Linked DNA regions of Homo sapiens: region 2 is linked to region 1. Evidence: read pairs that join two places in POLR2A ChIA-PET (ENCODE). Cell type or tissue: GM12878. All regions are shown on one strand. Each heading gives the region's core, and the rest is flanking DNA. Links, peaks and the distances in the headings are about the cores only. Region 1 overlaps ELOVL5 (ELOVL fatty acid elongase 5). Region 2 overlaps ELOVL5 (ELOVL fatty acid elongase 5).

Region 1 (11,637 bases), core at 1,808-9,807:
TGTCCAAATATCCACAGCTAGTAGGTGGCAGAGGCAGGATTCAAACCCAGGCAGATTGGCTTAAAGACTCTAATCTTGGCCACCCTGCTGTGCTGTACACCTGTCAGACCTAAGTAGTGATCTTTGTATTTGCAGCTTTAGATACATGAGAGGAAACAAGGTTGAGTTTCTTATTCATCGTTACATTCTGGGAGGCTGACGGTATAATCAACATATAGCTTCTGTTGACAGTAACTAAATAAAGGTTTAGATAAAGAAAGCTAATAGGGAATAACATTTATGATCAATACTTGAAAGGGTGACCGTTTGTTTCTTCCATTACTCCTTATTTTAGATATTTTGAACTTAAACCTCTTTTTTGGGGAAAATCAGAAGCGTACACACTGAATAGCTTACAATTGTTAGTGTAAGAAATCAGTGTTCAAAAGCCCAGTTGAGTCAGTGTTCACTAGCCTGACTGGTCTAGTGTGGCTGGATTAGTATGACTGGCCAAGGGCATCCAGCATTGGTTTCCTTACCCGGTCCTAGCCCCATCTGGTTTGATTTACAAGGTATATACGCTCAGAGAAATGCAGACGGGAGGGAAAGACACTCACATTCTTTAGGGAGCCTCTATCTCCAGATTGCCTGATCTCCCTTGGGTGAAAATGTAAGTCAGGTGTACAAGTCGTACAAGTCATGTATAGCTTGACAATGGGAATACTTTTTGAGAAATGTACTCTTAGGCAATTTTGTTGTTGTGTGTTCATCATAGAGTGTACTTAGACAAACCTAGATGGTTACCACATACATAGGGCATATGATATACCACATTGCTCCTAGGCTACAAACCTGTACAGCAAGTTACTGTACTGAATACTGTAGCTAGCTGTAACACAGTGGCAAGTATCTGTATATCTAAATGAAGAAAAGATATAGTAAAAATATAAAAGATAAAAAATGATACAACTATGTAGGGCACTTGCCATGAATGGAGCTTGCAGGACTGGAAGTTGCTCTGGGTAAGTCAGTGAGTGGGGAGTGAATGTGAAGGCCTAGGACTTTACTGTACACTCTAGACTTTATAAACACTGTATACTTAGGCTACATTAGGTTTATAAAAAATATTTTTTGATTAGGTGTGGTGGCTCATGTCTGTAATCTCAGCACTTTGTGAGGTTGAGGTGGGACCAGGCATTTAAGACCAGCCTGGGCAATATCACAAGACTCCATCTCTACTTATTTATAATAAAAGTTTTTTTAAAAATATGTATTATTTTAATATATATTTTTCTTCCTTAATACATAAACTGTAGCTTATTGTAACATTTCTATTTTATAAATTTTTTAAACTTTTTTACTCTTTTGTAATAATACTTAGCTTAAAACACAGGCTGTATGGCTGCAAAAAAAATATTTTATTTCTTCGTATCCTTATTCTTCAAGCTTTTTTTCTCCTTTTAAAGTTTTTTAAACTTTTTTGTTAAAAACTAAAACAAACATACACATTAGCCTAGGTCTGTACAGGGGCAGGATCATCAATGTCACCGTCTTCCATCTCCACATCTTGTCCCACTGAAAGGTCTGTAGGAGCAGTAACACACATGAGCTGTCATTTCCTATGACAACAATGCCTTCTTCTGGAATACCTCCTGAAGGACCTATCTGAAGCTGTTTCATAGTTAACTTTTTAAAATATGTAATTAGAAGGTGTACACTCAATTAATGATAAAAAAGTATAGTATACCAAATACATAAACCAATGACATAGTTCTTTATCATCAGCATCAAGCATTATGTACTGTCCATAATTTTATGTGTGATACTGTTACAGGTCTAGCTATGCAGTAGGTTTATTTACACCAACATCACCACAAATGTTTTATTGTGCTATGATGTCACTAGGCAATAGGAGTTTTTCAGCTCCATTATAATGTTACAGGAGTATCATTGTATATGTGGTCCATTGTTGATTTAAAGGTCATTATGCGATGCGTGACTATATTTTGAAAACATTCTGATAGAGAATGACATTAAGTCATTTTGATACAAGGCCCCATTAAGGGCCACTGTGCTGGGCCATGGTGTTCAGGCTATAGACAAGTCTGCCACCACCTTCAGTTCTCTTAGGATCCTTAGACTCTTTCAGAACTGAGTTTTCTTTCTGGGTGTGGGACACTAGGTTTGGCAACATTGTAATGGCTATAAGTATCAGCATTCCTAAAATAAGAGAATCACAAAATTCATGGGGTGGCTTATATATTCACATGGAATCTGAACAGGTGATAAAACAACTGTTGGTTTCAGAGACATGCTATAGAGGAGATGAATACACAGTTGCTAGACTGTGTGTCCCTTTGAAAAATGCTGTATTGTAGCAGGATTTTCCCCCATTTTTTACACATTTAACTTTGCTTCTCCCTCTCCTCACTCACCCTCACACCCAAACAACAGTTATAAAATGTGGGCGTGTAGATTGAGTTTTAAAAAAGAAATGTGTTTTTGTGTTATATGCCTTATTTATGTTACACAGGCTTGAATTAAAATCTTTTAAGACATTTTCGTTTGGGGGGTTGCATAACTAATCTTTATTATGTTTCTCCACCGTCTTTTAATTTCAGCTTAAGGTATCACTGCCTTTGTATACTTTGCACAAATTAGGTTGGAGAACTCAATTGATAATTTCCTCAAATGATAATTTATTTTGAATATTCAAGTAATCACATCAGTTAAGAGACTGCACTCAGATAAGAACCATCAGCAGTTGCCTGTAGCAGAAAATGTTGCTTAAAAGCCTTTTGAATATTTGTCTCCCTGTTATTTGCAATTGCAGTCTTTTGGTTTAGATGTTTAGAATATGATTGAAGTAGAGCCCAGACTGCTTAAGCTCAGGCTTTAAGGGAACCATTAGAGGCGTGTGTAGTATCTTGGTGTCTGTTACCTACCTTGGCCATTGATTGTCTTCTCTACAAGATGCTTCATCCAAGAAGGAAGTTGCCCTTTGAAACAGGTGCCCTTTGAGCTTCTCCAGAGAGACCCATAAAGACATTATCCCAGGACCTCATGTTTCTAGGAGAATGTGATAAATATTGTGATGGTTTCATTTTCAGAGCAGCTGCCTTTTCTTCCTTTTGCAAGGAGTAGGAACAAAAGCAGCTTCTTTTTGTTTCCTTTGCAAGGGCTTAGAATAGGCTCAGTGTGACCCAAGGGAAGTTGGATGTGACAAGTGACAGTAAGGTAAGTACTTTTCATTGACCCCCTGGTACAGAGTTCAGGCTTGAACTTACCATCTTTTTAAGAAATGGGACTGGCGTATTAAATTTAAAATGTAGGCAAACAGTTGCAAAGTACTGTCAGAAGACCAAATCTCATTGCATGATCTACTTGCCCCATGGATTCAAATATCCATCCACCCACCCACCATCCACCCTTAGATATTTATTTCTAGCCCATCTATTTCTTTTGAGCTCCAGACTCATAACTTTTCATCGTTGGGTGCCCCACATACCTCCCCTGTTGGCCAACGTAGTCAGGAGCACCATCCTCCGCCAGTTTGCCCAAGCCATTAAGCTGGAAGCAATGCTTGTGTTCTCCTCTCTCATCAACCATGCTTTTACCAAACTTTGCTCAACTGTCAGTCACCAAGTATTACTCATTCATACTCTCTGTCCTTCTAAGCTTATTCCCCTTCCCCACATTGCCCCAGCCTTCCATAGCATGTCAGATCCTTCCTGGACAACTACAATTTCTCCTTGGCTCCTTGCCTCTGTTTTCTTGATTCCTAAAAATTAGATGAGGTTGTACCTGTATAGTGCTTTGCATAGTGTCTGCCATGTTTATCTGGCACATAGTGTAGGTATCTAGCAATTACGTGCCTGAATGTTTCTCTAAATACATATGTACCTTTCAAATATAACCAGTCCTATAATATGTGCTAATGGCTGTGTGAAGCTGAGTATGCCTTGATAGCCTGAGAATACATAATGTTTCACAAATGAAGAGCTTACCTGGGCAGGAGACTTTAGAAGGCCAGTTGCCTTGCTTCCAGCTGAAGGAGTAGAACACCAGCAGCTCTCAGACCATACAAATTGCTAGACACCTTTTCCTGTTGTGGCATGGTGCAATGAGGAGCTCTTACCTATGCCTGGAGACATGCCATCTAAGGACTCGTTGGCTGCAGTCTGTGCAGATCTTCACATACAAGGAGATGGCCATAGCTGTGGTGCTCTGCAGATGTGGCAGTGGCTTCATCAGGATGAACGAGGGGCCCCTGGAGATGATCAAGCTGCTCACACTGCAATACAAGCTACTGGAATTAGGTCTGCTTCTGGACAAGGAACAGCTTGCTGGAATGGACATCCATGTTCGTGTGAAGGGTAGTGGTCATGTGGTTCAGATTTATGCTGTCCTTCAGTACATCTCCAAAGCCCTGGTACCCTGTTACCCAAAATATGTAGATGAGGCTTCCGAGGAGATCAAAGACACCCTCACCAGACCTTGCTGGTGGTTCACCCCTGTTGCTATGAATCCAAGAAATTTGCAGGCCCTGGTGCCTGTGCTCACTACCAGAAATCATAGCAGTAAGCCCATCAAAAAGATCAAGGTTTACCTTTATAGTAAACAATGGTTGAAGGTCTTTAAGGTTAAAAAAAATTGCTAGACATCCCAGCTGCCCTAGAAGCAGAGATGACATGTGCTGTTATTTTAAAGGGCCTTGCTTACCTGCATATTACCTGTTAGGGCTTTCAGGTAGAATATACCAATGATAGACCAGTCTGGTGGCACTGTTCCCAAGGACGGAATAGGGTGAACTTTGATGTCTAGGCACTCAAATACTCCATAATAAAATGATCATGGAAACTGGCAGTCTTACTCCAATTGCCCAGGATGGAGTGCAGTGGCACCATCTCAGCTCATTGCAGCCTCAAATTTCCCAGGCCCAGGTGTCCCTCCTACTTCAGCCTCCTGCATAGCTGGGACTACAGGCAAGCACCACCATGCCCAGCTAATTTTTTATATTTTTGGTAGAGACAAGGTTTCACCGTGTTGCCCAGGCTGGTCTTGAATTCCTAGGCTCAAGCAGTCTGCCTGCTTCAGCCTCCCAAAATCCTGAGATTACAGGTGTGAGCCATTGTGCCTGGCCTGGCCCTCTTATTTAACCTTGTTTTGGTTGGCAGCAACATTGAGCCCAGGCTAAAGTACACCATACATGTCGGACAGAGCTTATCTGCCTCAGTAGCCACTTGGTCAGTATTTGTTGATCACTTAAACCCACTCAGTGTTGGTCATTTGTCTGTGTTAGCCTCTGCTAAGGAATGTGGACCCTACACGTGACAATACAGTTACCAGTAAAAAGACTCAGTAGGAATTATGAGGTATATACTCGAATCAACAGGTAGTTTATTATTATACTACGGGTATGGCTGTGTATGTTGCAGTTAGGTTCAGCTGCAGCGATGGACATGCCAAAATAATAGTGGTTTGAATAATGGTATCCCAAAACAAAGTAGAAGTGTGTATCTCTTATGAAAGGCAGGGTGGATGGTTCAGGGCTAGTATGACCCTGCGTAAATTCCTTGCTCATCATACGTCTGTCAGGCTTAGTGTGGCCTCAGTCTTCCGAGCAGCAGGATGTAAGAAGAAACAGAAAGTAGAAGCGCGGATGGTGCTTTCTTTTATGGGAAGTTCCCAGAAACAGCCTCCAGATAACTTTGCTTACATCTCATTGGCTAGAACATCACCCCGTGGCTGCAGGTGGCTGGAAAATCTCATCTTTATTCTGGGTGGCCATGTGCAGCTAAAAGTACTGCTACTGTTTATAGAGTTTGGGCAAGAACCGGCTGTCTGTGCCATGGGTGGTAGACGAGACCAGCAGTCCCCACTCACTTGGAACTGAGAGTCTGGGGGAAGGATAGTGACAAAATAAACAGATACTTACAGTGACAAGGCCTCTGAGAGGTCTGCAAAGGTGTGCCCTGCGAGTAAACAGGAAGGACACCTAAATCAGACTGGTGGGGTGGGGGAGGGGATGAGGAAACGTTGCCTAGAGACTAAGCAAGAATCTCTCTGGACTGAGGAAATGGGCAGGGTATTGAAGCAAAGGCTCGGAGGCAAAGGGGGCAGGTAGTTGGGTGATGGAGGAGCATATGAGGAACAGAAAGTAGACCAGGGAAGCCAGAGGGAGACAGGGTTCTGATCACATGGGCCCTGGGGCCACAGGGACAGGTTTGGTCATTTTCCCCGGAGCCTTTGACTGGTTTCTGGAGGTGAGTAACCTAGACAGGTGCTTTCAGGGGGTGAGGAGCAGCACAAGACTAGAGGCAGGAAATATCCACTGGGAGAGAGTGTACTAATCTGGTTGGGAAATGATGGTGGCTTCAGCTACATAGTGGCTTTGGGGATCAAGAGAAGTGGATGCAAATCCTGTAAATCCCATAGAGCTTGGAATTTAGAAATAATTTGGCCTTTTCACGTAATAGGTGATGAAACCAAGAATGAGAATTTAAATGGCTTGCCCAGAATCACACAGCTAGCTGTGGAGCAGCACCAGATATCATTTCTCTATCTAACTCTTTCCTTTATGTCACTGTTGAATGTGCTGATTTGGGAGAACAGGGCATTGTGGGCATTTTGGAGCCAGCAACAGGACCTGAATCCTGGTGTCCATTGCAGAGGGAGGAGTCCACCCTGCTTTGGGGGCTGGATTCCTGGTAAGGTTATGGGGCAGGTCACAGAAATGAGGGAGTTGGAAGGAAAAACCAGGTGTGAGAAGATGATGGATTCAGTTTTTGGTTTGTTGATTTGGAGATTCAGGACCACCATCTGTAGGTGGAGAGAGATCAGATGGAAACTGGTCCTTGAGATTGGAATTGGGGATGCAGGATTGGGTGGAATTGGTCAAAACTTTTCTATACCCTTTCTTTAAATTTCTCCAGTGAAAGGGACTCAGCAACTGTTTTTGAGTCCATTGTGTCATGTACCTTAGAATTAAGAGATTTTTCCAGTGTTTAGCCCTGAATGATTTTTGCTGCAATTTGAATTCTGTGCAACCACAGAGATTTAATAAAAATAAAATAGGTTAATACTTAAAAATTAGTAAATTAAAATAAATTAAGTAAAGATAAAAGTTATATGGCCCTCCCTTGCATATTTTACCCTGTGCTGCAGGTCTTCTCAGGAGCCTCTCTGGCTCTGGTTGGTCTCTTGGTCCAGGCTGTGGCCTCTGTCTCTTGGGTTTTCATACTGTAAGATTTCTCCAACTGAGTTTGGGAGGCTGAAGCCCCAAACAGAACTTGATGGCTTGTGCTGGAAAAGGGGAAATGGGTTCTGCTTGCTACAACGTGTTAAATTCTGTTTTTAAAATGTCAGTTTGGCATCAAACACTTTTTTAGACATGTTTACATCCTAAAAGTTTTTGGTTTCAGAAGTTTTTTGTCCTTCACAATTAACTTGGTTGCAGTGATTAAAGTATAGCCTATTTCCTGGGAAATAGGAGACAATTTCAGAGCCACTATAGACCATATTGACATTAGAGATTGTAGGATACCATAGACAGGGAGGTCAATAGACAGGCAACGTGGTATCATAGTTGTTTTATCTCTCCCTGGTCACTGTCCTTCTACCTAATGTTGTTTCACCGTGGAATTTGAGCTTACAGGTGAAAAAGACTTTCAGTGAATACTGCACCAAGTATAATTTAAAAATTTTAAATCCTATATAGATATGGGGCATGACTAATAGAGTAATGACTTCCATAAACCACACATGAAAACTGCTTTAATTATAATTATCATTACTTTTATTCTCCAGAAAGGGAAATAAGGTTAAAACAAGAGAGCCCATTCATTCTAAGTTGACCAGTTAAATTTCTTGTTCTCCCTTCCCTTTGTCCTTTGATTTGATAAAAATAAGATTTTTGTGTGCTAAATTGTGAGTATTCATTTACATTAATCAGTATCCCTATAAGACAAAGCCCCTGAAAACATAAACTGAGTGCAGCACGATTTAAAACAGAGAGGGAGGAGACAGTCTTGGTCCTGTTCTTGGTGCCCTGCTCATTACTAACGTCTCAGTTGTACTGTCCACTATAAACAGTCATGATTTTTTCCCCCATTCTTCAGATCAAGTCAGTTTCCTCTAATGAGACAGTCTACCTGGTTTTATAGGCATTTCTCTGTAATGTTTTCCAAACGAAGAAAGCAAACAGCAAGCATTTTGTTGGGAGAAATCTGCAAGTGTCTGTTCTGTGGCTGTGAACTAATGATCTTTCAGAGGTCTAGTTTAAAAGCACTGAGTTTCTTCATGACCCATGAGGATATGTAATCCACCTTTATAGCAGGTAAGTGTTGAGGTTCACACAGGATTAACACTCTCTTTAACACTGTTCTCTACACCGTTCTCTTGCAAAGGGATACTCTTCCCAACCCTGAAAGGCATGCTTGGAGAGGTGGAGTGTCACTCCCAGATTCTTATTTTAGAGAAGGGAGTGTCATGTAATTTTCTCCCTACCTTATTTATTCATTCTCTCCCCTCTCCCCCTTGCTGACCTGCTTTTCTTCCTTCAGCCAGGTCTTCGCTTTAAGGAGTCAGCTGAGCTTCAGCCACTGATGCTGGGGGCACATAGTGGCCCAAGCCACCCTGTAGCTGTACCCTTTTGGGGAGGGTGGCTTTCGTGTTTTTGTAAAGTTTTTGAAGAACCTCTTACATGATACAGTTTGAACTGATTAGCAAACAGAGCCAAAGAAACTAGTACCTGATGAAAACTGACTGACATGGTAGGCAAATGGAAAGTTTGGTTTCCAAAAAGTGTGTGTTGTGGCAAGTTGAAGTCAGAAAAATGAATTTTTGACTTTGATTCTGAGTGATCACTCCTCTACGCACTCCCCTTTCTCTTTCTCTCCTTGTCCTCTCCATTTCACTCCCTCTCCATTCTCTCTCCGCCTCTTTTCCCTCCTCCTGCTCCGTTCTGTGTATATGTTTGTATGTATAACACTTCAGCATTTATGTAGTGGTTGATAATTGAATACATTCTATTTGCAGTACTACCTAATGTGATTTAACCACAGGAAACTTGCTTCTCTCATTATTTATGATTTTAAATTTTAGTTTTTGGTAATTAAGTCTCCATGAGGAGCGTCCTCATTTGGAAGGAGAGTTAGCATCATGCTGTGGCTAAAGAAACTCAGTTTTTATGCCTACCAATAATGTGAAAATCACCTCACTCCTGTTTGGCTGATTGGGTTGAATTTCTCTTAATACCATACTGAATGTAACTTGACGAGTTAGTAGGGAACTGGTAACAACTTATTTCACAGAGTATTTCTAGTTATTGATGTAGTTTGGGTGTTTGTCCCCTCCAAATCTCATGTGAAAATTTCATCCCCAGTGTTTGAGGTGGGGCCTACTCGGAGGTGTTTGGGTCATGGAGACGAATCCCTCATGAGTGACTTGGTGCCATCTCATGGTAAAGAGTTCAATGTGAGATCTGGTTGTGTAAAAGAGCCTGGCATCTCTCTCTTGCTCTTCTTTGTCTTGCTTCCTCTCTCACCATGTGACACTCTTGGTCCCCCTTCACCTTTCACAGTGAGTAAAAGCTTCCTGAGGCCCCACCAGAAGCAGATGCTGGCACTGTGCTGCTTGTGCAGTCTGCAGAACTGTGAGCTAAAATAAACCTCTTTATAAATTACCCTGTCTCAGATATTCCTTTATAGCAACACCAAACGGACTAATACAGTTACAATATATTTAGTGTAAGATTTATTCATTATAATTAGCTTATTTCCAAAATGACCATTTTAACAAACTTCAAATATTTTGAGTGTTAGATTTTTAAACTCGGTGTACTCCAAGTTTCATTTAACTGCTAAAGGACAAGTTTAGTCATACACTGCATAACCATATTTTGGTCAGTGATGAACTGCCTATATAATGGTGGTCCCATAAGATTATAATGGAACTGAAAAATTCCTCTTGCCTGGTGAAGTAGGGGTCATCTTAATGTCCTAGGGCAGTGTATTACTTATGTGTTTGTGGAGATGTTGGTGTAAACCTACTGCACTGCTAATTCTATAAAAGTATCACACATACAATTACGTACCATATACAGTGCTTGATAGGGATAATAAACAACTATGTTACTGGTTTTTGTATTTACTGTACTTTTTATCATTTAAAAAATTTTTATTTATTTATTTTGGAAATGGGGTCTCGCTCTGTCATTCATGCTGGAGTGCAGTGGTGTAATCACAGCTCACTGCAGGCTTGATTTCCTGGGCTCATGCAGTCCTCCCACCTCAGCTTCCAAGTAGCTGGGACCACAGGTATGTACCACCATGCCTGGCTTTTTAAATTTTTTGTTGAGATGGGGTCCCACTGTGTTGCCCAGGCAGATCTTCAACTCCTGGGCTCCAGCAGTCCTTCCACCTCGGTCTCCCAAAATGTTGGTATTACAGGCATGAGCCACTGCCTGTCATTATTTTAAAGAGTACTCCTACTTAACCAAAAAATAAAGTTAATTGTGAAACAGCTTCCGGCAGGTCTTTCAGGAGGTATTCCTGAAGAAAACATTGTTATCACATGTTATTGCCCCTGAAGGCCTTCCAGTGGGACAAGATGTAGAAGGGAAGACAGTGATATTGAAGATCCTGAGTAGGCCTAGGCTAATGTGTGTGTTTCTGTCTTAGTGTTTAAGGAAAAAAAAAGTTTTAAAAGAAAAATTAATAGAAAAAAGCTTACAGAATGAGTATAAAGAAAATAATTTTTATGCAGCTGTACAATGTATTTGTGTTGTGTTAATTACAAAAGAGTCAAAAGTTAAAATGTAAAAGTCTGTAAAACTCATGAACAGTGGCATGCACCTGTAGTCCCAGCTACTCGGGAGGCTGAAGAGGCAGGATCACTTGAGGTCAGGAGTTCGAGGCTGCAGTGAGCTATGATTACACCTGTGGATAGCCCCACTGGGCAACATAGACTCTGTCCCTAAAAAAAAAAAAAAAAAAAAAAAAGTTTATAAAGAAAAAAATGTTACCATAAACTAAGGTTAATTTATTATTGAGGAAGAAAAAATTTTAAAATAAATTTAGTGTAGCCTCAGCATAGTGTTTAGCCTCAATGTAGTATTTATAATGTCTACAGTGTGCAGTAATGTCCTAGGCCTTCATAGTCATTCACCACTCATTGACTCATCCAGAGCAACGTCTATTCATGGTAAGTGCCCTGTACAGGTGTATTGGTTTTTATTTTTTATATTCTATTTTTATTATACCTTTTCTTTGTTGAGCTATACAAATACTTGCCACTGTGTTATGGTTACCTACAGTATTCAGTATAGTAACATGCCAAACAGGTTAATTGTAGCCTAGGAGCAATAGGTTGTACCATATAGCCTGCATGTGTAGTAGGCCATACATCTAGGTTTGTGTAAATACACTCTATGATGTTCTCATGATGAAATCGCCCAGTGACATATTTCTAAGAATGTATTGCCATTGTTAAGTGACGCGTCTGTAGAAGTTCTTTATTTTTAAAGTGTATTTGGGTTATTTGCCATTAAGATAAGAAGCTAAATATATAATGTCTTTTTAGAAATAAAATCGTACAGAAGAGGAAAATTCTACGTGCAGTTTTTAATACAACAGCTCTCAAACTTTTTGGTCTGAA
Region 2 (11,637 bases), core at 1,351-9,350, 51 kb after region 1:
AGCAGTGACTAAGCACTGAATACAGAAATTTAAGAAATATACAGAATAGGGAAACTACATTTTTAACTCACAGTTTAGAGTACATAGAGAGGTAATAGACAAAGAGGCAATGTTTCCTTAAATTAAATCAAGTTTACAAAAAGCTATCCAGGTCAGATATACCCAAGTTGAAAATAAGCCCTAGTGCTCCAAGTTGATGGTATTCACATTTGGTTTTTGTCCGAGTTTTCTCCTGTACATATTGTAAAACCCATCAATAATTCCATTGTCATGTGTCCTTTTTCAAACTTCAAATATCATTTTAGCTACACGTTTTTCTGTTTGTTTGTTTTGAGACAGTTTCACTCTTGTCGCCCAGGCTGGAGTGCAGTGGCGCCATCTCGGCTCACTGCAACCTCCGCTTCCCAGGTTCAAGCGATTCTCTTGCCTCAGCCTCCCTAGTAGCTGGAACTACAGGCATGTGCCACCACTCCTGTCTAATTTTTTGTATTTTTAGTAGAGACAGGGTTTCACCATGTTGGCCAGGCTGGTCTTGAACTCCTGACCTCAGGTGATCCACCCGCCTCGGCCTCCCAAAGTGCAGGGATTACAGGCGTGAGCCACCGCACCCGGCCATTTTTCTTTTTATACTTAGCATTTCTACTCCATTGAATGCTAAGACACAGAAGAGCAGTCATGGAGTTTTACAATGGAACGAACTGAGGAGATCATGAAGCCCCATGGGGCCCCTCATTTTAGAGAAATGTCCCAGGAGTTAGAGCCATTCTTCTGTGGTCACACACCTGTAATGGTCATTATTTTAGTTTTTATTTACCTTCCTGCTTATCTGCATATTTGGGGCTGTAAAGAATTTTTTAAATAAGTAGTCTTTGGTATTTTTGTTTATTTAATTCTGTGGCATAAATTCACAGCTGCTTTAGCAAGTTCTAGATTAATAAAAATAAAATTAACTGTCACTTAAAGGAGACAGGAAGAAGCGGGGTTTTTTTGTTTGTTTGAGACAGAGTCTCACTCTGTTGCCCAGGCTGGAGTGCAGTGGTGCTCACTGCTTCTCGCCTCCTGGGCTCAACTGATCTCCCGCCTCAACCTCCCAAGTGGCTGGGACTACAGGAGCATGCCACCACGTCTAGCTAAGTTTTGTATTTTTCGTAAAGACAAGGTTTCATCATGTTGTCCAGGCTAGTCTTGAACTCTTAGGCTCAAGCAATCCACCCACCTCTGCCTCCCAAAGTGCTGAGATTACAGACATGAGCCACTACATCTGGCCAATAGGAAGAAGTCTTGAAAGAAGGGAGATGATCAGAAGGAAATGAAAGGAAGTCACTGAAACTTTAAATTTACTAGAAGGAAAATAACTAAATCCCAGTTTTAAAACTGTGAAACCGAGTTTAAAATGTAGAAGGAATATAGACTTGCTCATAGTTTGTGTACTTGGTAGAAACAAAATTAAAAGGAGAGAAGAGGTATTACTTCTATATCTCATTAACTTTAGTGTTTATTTCCAGGAAAAAGGTCATAGATCCCTGATTTGGAGCATATTTGAATTAGTGGTATGTTTTAATTTGAAAGTATTGGACTTTATAGCAATCCTTTTTGCTTTTGCTTATTAGGGGTTGTCTAATATCACAGTCCATGGTGAAAGCTCGGAAATGAAATTCCAGGTTATAGAAGAGAAACAACTTAGTTTGCATTAGTTACTTAGCTTTGTAAAACGATGCCCTTACAGCAAACTTAAAAATCTTGTGCGCCTTTTAGCCACCCGAGATTCAGGGCATTTGTCCTCTGAAGAGAAGCCTGATTTTTTGCACTATCCATGTGTCTTTTCTCTTGTCTCCAGTCCCAAAATTGAGAACCTCTACATACATGGTGCCAAACGGTGGCTTTCCCTCACTCTGCCTTATCTACCTGGTTGGATCAGGTTTCCCCTGACCCATCCAGTGAGCTATCAAAGCCACTTTTAACTCCTTTGTTAGAGTGTTACAGGTGGTTTCCCTCTTAGGCAGATGCTCTGTCCTCATGTGAAGCCATTCAATGTGTCTACTCTTCTCCTGCTGTGCCTCAGACCTCTTAGACCCTAAGCAGAGAGGATCTAATTGTGTTTGTTACAGTCCAAAAGGGAGCAACCCCGTCGATCTGCCTGTGCCTCACGAACTGATCCTTCGACTCAGCAGCAGCTGCCAGAAAACAGGGTCAGTGTTGTGCAGTGCACATGGCTTTGAATTCCCCAGGAACACTGTGTTGAAAGGATGGCTGGCTCCTTTCCTCAGAAGGAGGCACTCCGGCCTTTCTTAGCCGATCTGTTATGCTGAGCTCTACTCAAACCCCAGCAACACCAGGCTCTTTCATTCTTCTGGGCTCTACCCCTTAAAACTCCCACTTCTGCCTGGCAGTCTCCCTCTCACTTTTGAGGACTGTGTGGAAGGATCCAATTCCTCTGTGAAGCCATGAGCGTACTAAGGAAGAGGACTCAACTCTAGAGAGTGAATTTTTTTTTCTCCCAGCCTCTTTGGCTATCCCATTGTTCCCACGGACTATGATGCATTCCTTTCAAAGTACTCTCATGATGTGCCCCTTAGCATCCCATCCTTGCCCCACTGACACTCACTGGCTTAGGCTAGAATGAAACAATGTTTTCCCCACCTTCTTCATCCCACTGTTACTATACCTGATTACTCCACCAAATGGATCCTGAGTATTAGAATACAAAAATAAGCAAATGTCGGAACCACATTTTCAAGTTATTTAGTAGTCAAAGATAAATCATGGGTTACAGACAAGATTATTTTTTGAGTATCTGTGTATGTTTCCTCCCTTGCAGTTAGAACTATATGTTGTGAATAGTGTGAGAGAATGCGCTTTAAAATATTCAGAACATTTAAAATGTAATTTTGAAAGAAAAAAATTTGTAATTTTGAAAAAGCTGGATGGATGCATCTGGCTTGGCATAAATCCAAACTTATCTTTCTTCCCCTTTTCAATTTTTATTTTAAATTGTAATTTTGGAACTATTTGAAAATATTTAAAATAAAATTATATAGATGATATCTGTGCACCTAACAAATGCTTGATTTTTGTTTGTTTGTTTAAATAAGAAAACATTACAAAAATGCATCTAAAGTACAGTCCCTTTCCAGACTTCTTCGGAAATTTGTACAGTTTTTCTCTGGATGTATTTTTACTACATATATATGTATACATGACAACACATAGTACGTTCTAAGATAGTTTTTAAAAACCATACGTGAATGGTATACTAATTAAACTCTTTTTCAAATAGATTTTTTTCAGTCAGTATATTTTTGACCAATTCATCTTGAGTCGTATAGATGTAATTCATTAATTATAATTATGTTAATTATAGTTAATTAGAAATTCATTTTATCTGCTTTGTATTATTTCAGTGTTGGAATTTATTACACCATTTTATAAGTGTTTCTTTGGATGGATATGTATGTTGTTAGATTGTTTTTTGTTGTTGTTTTTTGAGACAGAGTCCGGCTCTGTTACCCCGGCTGGAGTTCAGTGGCACAATCATACCTCACCCACTGCAGCCTAGAACTCCTGGCCTTAAGCGATCCTCCCACCTCAGCCTCCTGAGTAGCTGGGACTACAGGCATGTGCCACCATGCCTGGCTAATTTTTTTATTTTTGGTAGAAACATTGTCTCACGGTGTTGCCTGGACTGATCTCAAACTCCTGGACTCAAAGTGATCCTCCCACATCAGCCTCCCAAAGTGCTAGGATTACAGGTGTGAGCCACTGTGCCCAGCTATGTGGGTTTATGCAAGTTGTTCAATTAACAGTGTGCCAAGAATCTTCTTAGACATATCTCCTTATGCAAATATGGTAAGTTTTTTGACCAGATAAATGCATAGGGGTTTAATGACTGAATCCGACAGTCTCTTGTCTTTAATGGGGAAATTTAATTCATTTTCATTTAGCATGTTAATAGTTATTTTATACCTCAGATATTGCAGCATTAGTTGCAGATCACTGCAATAAAATGAGTATTGCAATAAAGTAAGTCATACCATTTTTGGTTTCGCAGTGCATATAAAAGTTATGTTTACATTATGGTCTATTAAGTGTGCAATCGCATTAAATCTTAAAAAAAAACAGTAGACATACCTAAATTTAAAAATGCTGGCCAGGCACAATGGTGTACATCTGTAATCCTAGCACTTTGAGAGGCCGAGGTGGGAGAATTGCTTGAGGCCAGGAGTTTGAGACCAGCCTGGGCAACATAGCAAGATCCTCTCTCTACAAAAAATTTTATAACTAGCCTGGCATGGCTCGAGCTTGTTGTCCTAGCTACTTGGGAGGCCGAGGTGGGAGGATGGCTTGTGCCCAGGAGCTCAAGGTTCCGGTGAGCTATGACCACACCACTGCACTCCAGCCTGGGTGACAGAGTAAAACCCTATTTATAAGAAAAAAAAGATAAATTAAAAATAAAAATGCTCCCAGGTGCAGTGGTATGTGCTACAGTTTAGTGTAGCCATGTTCGTCAGTGATCTTAGTTAAATCTTCCAGATAACTGGCTGCAGCTTCTATAGCAGCACTTGCTGCTACACCTTGCCCTTTTGTGTTATGGAGATGACTTCTTCCCTTAAACCTTATGAGCTATCCTCTGCTATTTTCAAGCTTTTCTTCTGCAGCTTCATCACCTCTCCCAGGCTTCACAGAATTGAAGTGAGTTAGTGGCTTGCTCTGGATTAGATTTTGGCTTAAGGGAATGTTATGGCTGGTTTGATCTTCTACCTAGACCACTCAAACTTTCAGCAATAAGGCTACTAATGCTTTCTCATCATTTTTATGTTCATACGAGTAGCACTTTTAATTTCCTTCAGTAACTTTTCCTTTGCATTCACAACGTGGCTAACCTGGTACGAGAGGCCCAGCTTTCGTCCTGTCTCAGCTTTCCACCTGCCTTCCTCACTAAGCTTAATCATTTCTAGCTTTTGATGTAAAGTGAGAGACATGCTACTCTTCCTTTCACTTCAGCACTTAGAGGCCATTGTAGGATTATTAACCCAATTTCAATATTGTTGTATCTCAGGAAATAAGGAGGCCAGAGAAGAAAGAGATGGTTAGGGGGAACAGCAAGTCTGTGGAGCAGCTAAAATACAGACAATATTTGTTGAGTTTGCTGTCTTATATAGGTGTGGTTCATGGCACCTCAAAACAATTACAATGGTAACATCAAAGTTCAGTAACCACACACAGATCGCCACAACAGATATAATAATAGTGAAAAAATTTGAAATATTTTGAGAAATATTTTATAATTGTGAGAATTACAAAAATGTGACACAGTAACACATAGTGAACACGTGCTGTTGTAAAAATGGTACCAATAGAGTTGCTTAATGCAGAGTTGCCACAGACCTCAGTTAAGAAAACCTGTAATATATACAAAGTGCAATAAAGCAAAGATGAGGTATGCCTGTACTTTCTGTCACCTTTTTTGTGTATATATGTTTTCTTTGGCCTTCTTTTCTCCTTTACTGCTTTGTAGAATTTTTGTAACCATTATTTTTTATTGTACTTATTCAAAAGTTATTCATTCTGTTGAGTGGTTACCCATAGATGTTTACCATGCATTTTTAACTTACGACAGTTTCAGTTGAGTCAGTATTTCTATTCTCCTAAACAATACCAGGGACCTTAGAGGATTCTAGCTGTGACCCCTCATCTTTCATGTTACTGTTGTCAGGAGTTATTTCTACCTTTTTTTTTAAAAAAAAAAAAAGATGGTCTTGCTCTGTTGCCCAGGCTGAAGTGCAGTGACATGGTCATAGCTCATTGTAACCTCAAACTCCTGGGCACAAGTGATCTTCCTGCCTCAGCCTCCCAGGCAGCTGGGACTGCAGGAGCATGCCACTGTGCCCAGCTAATATTTTTATTTTTTGTAGAGATGGAGTCTCACTTTGTTGCCCAAGCTGGTCTCAAATTCCTGGGCTCTGGCAGTCCTCCCACCCTGGCCTCCCAAAGCACTAGGATTACAGGCGTGAGCCACCACATCTGGCCTCACTTTTTTTTTTTTTTAAGGTCCTAAATAATCACCATTATTGCCATCAGTGTTTACTGATTTTCTTTGCTCTGTGAAATTTATTCTTTCCTTTTTGATTCAATTTTTTTCGTAAGTAGTTCTTTCTATGAAGGGCAATATCTTAGTCTGAGTGTCATGTTATTTGCCTTTACACTTGAATAATATTTTATCAAGGCATAGAATTCTAGATTAACAGTTATTTTTCCTCAGCACTTTGAAGATTTATTCCAGAGAAGTCTGCTGTGGTCCCACTTTTGCTCATTTGTAGGGTAATCTTTTTTTCTTTCTAGGCACTTTGAAAATTTTGCATTCTTCCATTCACTCCTACTTCCTTCATTTGTTTTTAATCTGTTTCATCCATCTATTGTGTTTTTAGTTTAAATGGCTATGTATCTTTTACTTCTGAAAGTTCACTGCTTGCTCTTTTTTTATTCCATAACATGGAAGTATTGTCCCCCCCAGTGATATAGATTAGATGACAGTGATCTCCAAATTTAACCATTTGCTGTGTTGCCTTTTTAAGTATTCTATTAAAAGCTTGCTTACAGATATATCTGTGAGGTAATGCCTCTGGGATAATTATTGTCTGTGTTAAATTTCTTTACCTCCTAAAACAGAAGTAAAGGTTTGCCTAGTGTTCTGTGTAAGCATCCCAAACTAGTATTGTTGGGGGTCATCTCAGGTAAACATGCCTTTTCCACATAAAGATTTTGGAAGGAGTTGAATTTAAGCTGATTTCTCTTTTTCTAAAGAATAATTTGTTGTGGGGACCTCCCTCGCATTATAGGTAAGAATTGATTGTGTTGGAGTTTTTGCTGTGTTTTATACCACTTTCCTACCTGTGTTTATAGTGAGAGAGTTGGTTCTGCTTTTGTTCAGTTTGCCACGTTGCTAGAACCAGAAGTCAGTTTTTTTTCCTTTGAATTTGTTTTGAAAATTTGTGATGCTTTTTTATTGGAAAGATGAAAGAAGTTGAGCATTTGGTGACTGAATGCTTTGTTTGTGCTTTCTAACCTCTGTAATTGTGGGCTGTGAAAGCATCTCCCCAGGCTCTGGGTTTGAAGGCCATCTGATGGAACCACAGAGCAGTTGCTTTGGAAACATAATATTCTAAACTGGTTGTTTTTCTTTCCCTTCAGGCTTTCCTAAAATAGATACGTTATTGTGGGAAAATAGGATTTGGAAAAACACTTAAGCAACCTGGCAATTGATTATTGAATTTTATTTGAAAAATAACTTTGTTTACCAAAATACTTTGAAAAGGCTATTTGCTGTTCTTTTTCCCATTTAGCAGAGGTATAGAGCAGTTGAAACATCTGGTGAAATTAGTACTTACAAGAAATGCCTGATCATTGCCTAGAATACTTTTCACTCTTAGTTTCCTTACAACTAAAATTCCTTGCTGAGAAAGAAACTTCTCTCAGGGCCTGAAAGGAAACAGTTAGTTGTCCCTAGTGTATCTGACACTGCCCTGAGAGAATGCCTCACGGTAGGGAGAATGGAGAGAAGGATGCAGCTCAAACATCCTTCATTCCTCACCCACACCCAGGGGAGGGGAAGGGAATACTTTCTACAGAGAGGAAGCCTTCTGGCTTGTCCAGAGCCAGGCCTCACTCCTCTAAACTTGCCCCTGCAACACCTGGAGAGCTTGGCTCTGCAGCTGGTGTAGCTAGGAGCACATCACTCTACAGATCCTCAACTAAAGTGGACTTAACTCTGCAAAGCAGGCGTCAGTGGGTAGGCTGGAGACCTTCCTTTAAATGACACAAATTATACTTTGGCTGGGACATCCAGCACCACCTTAGCCCTAGTTGGAAGCAAAAGTACTTAACATTTGCCTAAGATCATAGCAAAGACAGATAGTGCCTACCTTATGTCAGGTATTGGGCTAACTAATCTAATGCTTATTGCACTCTTACCATCTGCTTTCTACAGAGGGAAAGTTCTGGGAGGCCTGAACAGGGAGAACTGCTAGCATAAGAGGGCAGGGCTTGAGGATTCAGGGAAAATGCCAGACATACCTGTTTCAGTTTGGATTGAGGACAGGCTGTTTCTTTGTGTTTTGTTTTAAAGACTTCTCAAGTGTACAGAACCTGTCTTTTTTAACTTAGCCAAGAGTGTTACGTTCAGCTATAACCCAGGGGTATTCCTGTTCACAAGGAGAAGGAAAAAAAAAAAACACCTGTGGAGGTCATGGGTGTGAAATTATCTTAATGGGCATCCTTATGCTCTGGACATGAAAGATTTGAAATGTAAAAACCACATGCTTTGACCTGGCACTCCCTAATAGCACTGCGAAAATTGGCCAACTAAACCCTAGAGGAAATAGGTACTTTCAATTTTGAGTAGTTCATGGTTAATTTTAAACCAAACATCTGCGGAAGAAAAAGATGCAGTTAAAGGTCTGCTTTTCCACAGAATTCTTCATGGACAGAGTATCCCTACCATGTTCTTACTAAGAATTCAAAAACAGATGAAGAAGGGCAAAGATGCTTGGAACTGCTGTTTGAGGTGCATTTGGACTGAGAGTCAGGATTCCTTTGTGCTAATCCCAGTGGTACCAAGACCTGGGCCATCCTTATCACTTCTCATTCCCTGTTTTCTCATTAAAAATACGAGCTTGTACCAGATCTAAAAAATACACAGTTGAGGACTCACACAGAAACAAAGCTATGAAGAGGGTCAACCCTACGTATTCTTGGAGATTTTGCTTAGAAAAGCACCTTAGGTCCTGTGATGTAGTTGAACTTGAGTATGGATAGTCTATTTTTCATTACTTTTTACCCCATTTCTGCATAGGAGGTAGTAAACATGCAGCTTCATCAAGCTCTTATCACCAGAAGCAGCCAGTCTTCTTTGGAAAGGGGTTATCTTGTTGCTCTGACATCTTGGGATGCTGATGTTAATGGCTGATAAGGGCCACCCAAGATGATGTTTTCCTCCTTTTTCTTTAAGTGTTTCCAGTGACCTTGTTTCCTGAGATGTTTCAGTAGCATTCCAGAAAGTGCCATGGAAATGGTTATTATGCTAAAGGTTACAAGTTGTTTGTGGTTAAATGTGTTATTAGATGGGAAAAGTCAACTCACCGTTAAAAATGATTCACTCCTGGCTGGGTGCAGGGGCTCACACCTGGAATCCCAGCACTTTGGGTGGCCAAGGCAAGCAGATCACTGGAGCTCAGGAGTTTAAGACCAGCCTGCGCAACATGGTGAAACCCCATCTTTACAACAAAAATATAAAAATTAGCCGGGCATGACAGCGTGCACCTGTAGTCTCAGCTACTTGGGAGGCTGAGGTAGGAGGATGGCTTGAGCCCAGGAAGTGGAGGTTGCAGTGAGCTGAGATTGTGCCACTGCACACCAGCCTGAGCAACACAGCCAGGCCCTGTCTCAAAGAAAAAAGATTCACTCCATGAATTATGTCATCCAGAACCAGGTGTGAAACTCACCTACATTTTTTTCTTTCATTGAAAAGGTGCATGAAACCATCAGGGTTATTGACTTTATCTCATATGGAGAAAAGAGCTTGTAGCTAGGTTTTAATTATAGCTCTGCACATCCTCTTGGCCTAATTAAAGTTTGCTTTACTCCAAGGAAGGAGGAAGTGTATAAAGCTTTGCAGTGGTACTGTTTGTATCTCAGTTCCTCAGAAAAAAGCCTGCAAATAATGCCCCTGGGTGGTTCTTGGAGTTGGCAGTGGTATGGAAAATTTCGTTAGGTAGTGGTTAGCTGTTTGTGATGGCCTGCTTTTTCATTATAGTATAGTCCTGTCCTCTTTCGATCTGATTCTCAGAAGCCCAAGGTAGACAGACACCTGCCCCTATTTTCAGTACTTCACCTTCTCCAGCCTACTGGGTCCTCTCACCCTGTGGTGTCTACTTAACACGCAACTTGAAGAATTTCTGGGAAATTGACCAAAACAGCTCTTTGGAAAGAAGCTAGGCCTCAGTCCCAAAGGGAAAGGTGGCTGATGTGACTTTGACTTGAGGATTGTCTCCTGTGATGTGCTCCTAGTGGGGCTACAGGGGTCAGTCCTTTGCTTTGAGCACCTCTGTAGTCCACTACCCATGGACACATTGCTATCCTCTGAGGGGGATGGAGGGAGTAGAGCCCTCTACTGCTAGCCCATTTTATGGAGGTTTGATGAGGGTCTTAGGTGAATAAGCTTCAACTCAGGTCCTTGGTCTTGGTTTGTTAAATTATTCTATCCTTTCTGAAGCCAGGGAGATTTGAGAATTTCCATGACCCCATTATGAAATTGATGATGAAGAGTTTTCATCTTGTGAACAGAGTTCAGATGAATATGATCACAAAGTCAAGCCTCGTTTAAAATACTATGAAGCTCTCTTTATTGCTGCACATGAAACATTAGGCCTAGATTTAGGGGAAAGAATTGGCAGTCTTGAACTCTTTGTCATTTGTTTAGCAAATATTTGTTTGACATCTCTGGTACGCTAATCCCTGTGCTGGAATATGTTGATGCAGATGCAGGAGCCACAGTCACCACCCTTCGAAATCTTACAGAAGAGCACACAACAGGCCCATTAACAAAGGGAGCATGTGAGCAAACAGCTACAGGTCACTGCAAGGTGAGGGTAGAGGAAGGAGAATAGACCTCAGGCTCTAGTGCTCAAGGGAGTAATCATGAAGAAAATAGAATTTTAACTGAACTTTGAAGGATAGATAGGATTTTGAGAGCTGGAGATGGGGGTACATAGGTGCAGAGGGCATTCTAGTTGAAAAGAATAAAACAGTGGTCACTGCCAACACTTATGTTTAATCCTATGAACCACATTGGGTGAGACAGGCATTATGTACTTCATGGTGGGAGCCTTATGTTTATCCCATTTGAGGACTGAGAAAACTGAAGTTTAAAATGTTGGAATACCTTAGCTAAGGTCACCTAGCAAAACGTGAAAAAGCTAGGGTTTAATGGGCTAATGCCCAAACCCATGCTCTTTCCCCTTGGCTACTGTGTAGCGGTTAAGGAAGGGCATGTTTGGAGAATGGGAAGAGGTCCAATTTGTGTGCACGTAGGGGAGAAGTGAAAGATAAGCTTGGGACCACGTTGTGGAAGACTAAATACCTGGACACTGCACCTAGGATTCAGGGTTTCATTCTGAAGGCAATGATGACTCACTGGAGGGTTTTAAATATGGAAATATGGAATTCAGTGGTTTGAGGGGCACAGCGGCCCCAGTGGAAGTGTGGTAGGTGTGAGTAGCAGTGGAGGGAGTGTTGCATTGAAGCATGACAGAGCTCCTACAGGGAACCTCAACAGGTGGAAGAGGAATGGTGGGCCTAGGTCAAGTGGAGTGGCACCGAGTGAGCAGCTTCTTGTGTGTATACCTGGTTTATGCTTCAGGAGTGAAAAAAGTTCACCACCCAATACTGAGGTTTGAGTTCTTTAACTAAACTCCAAAGACAACAGGTGTTTTATACATGGATTCCCCTGCCCCATTTATGGGTGGGGAGAGGGCAAATGGAACGTTAGGTTAACTAGTTTAAAGAGTCAAGGCAATCCCACCTGGATCCCTTCTTAAAAAGGAAGCCTGTGTCCAAGAGTCCCTTCTGCTGAGTTAACAAGAC

Evidence for each region. ChIA-PET counts read pairs that join two places held together with the same protein. Peaks named below come from ENCODE experiments on the same cell type or tissue, not always from the same donor. Only the 100,000 strongest peaks of a DNase experiment are listed, where the experiment ranks them.
Region 2: POLR2A ChIA-PET joins it to region 1 with 5 read pairs; 14 of 35 experiments call an interaction of 5 or more read pairs at or near these places.

What each region holds. Positions count from the first base shown.
Region 1 is chr6:53,329,863-53,341,499 of GRCh38, reverse strand. All of the region lies in intron 1 of ELOVL5 (ELOVL fatty acid elongase 5), which reads left to right. It also overlaps the pseudogene RPS16P5. Among named protein-coding and RNA genes, the nearest start is that of ELOVL5, 13 kb to the left of the region's middle. RefSeq lists an enhancer at 5,578-5,707. In GM12878, for the core only: no CTCF peak of the experiment used is centred there; DNase peaks (open chromatin) are centred at 5,679 and 6,049; H3K4me3 peaks cover 1,886 bases; H3K27ac peaks cover 2,517 bases.
Region 2 is chr6:53,278,414-53,290,050 of GRCh38, reverse strand. The region is part of intron 3 of ELOVL5 (ELOVL fatty acid elongase 5); the gene reads left to right. Among named protein-coding and RNA genes, the nearest start is that of MIR5685, 7.2 kb to the right of the region's middle. RefSeq lists an enhancer at 6,793-6,962. In GM12878, for the core only: no CTCF peak of the experiment used is centred there; a DNase peak (open chromatin) is centred at 8,329.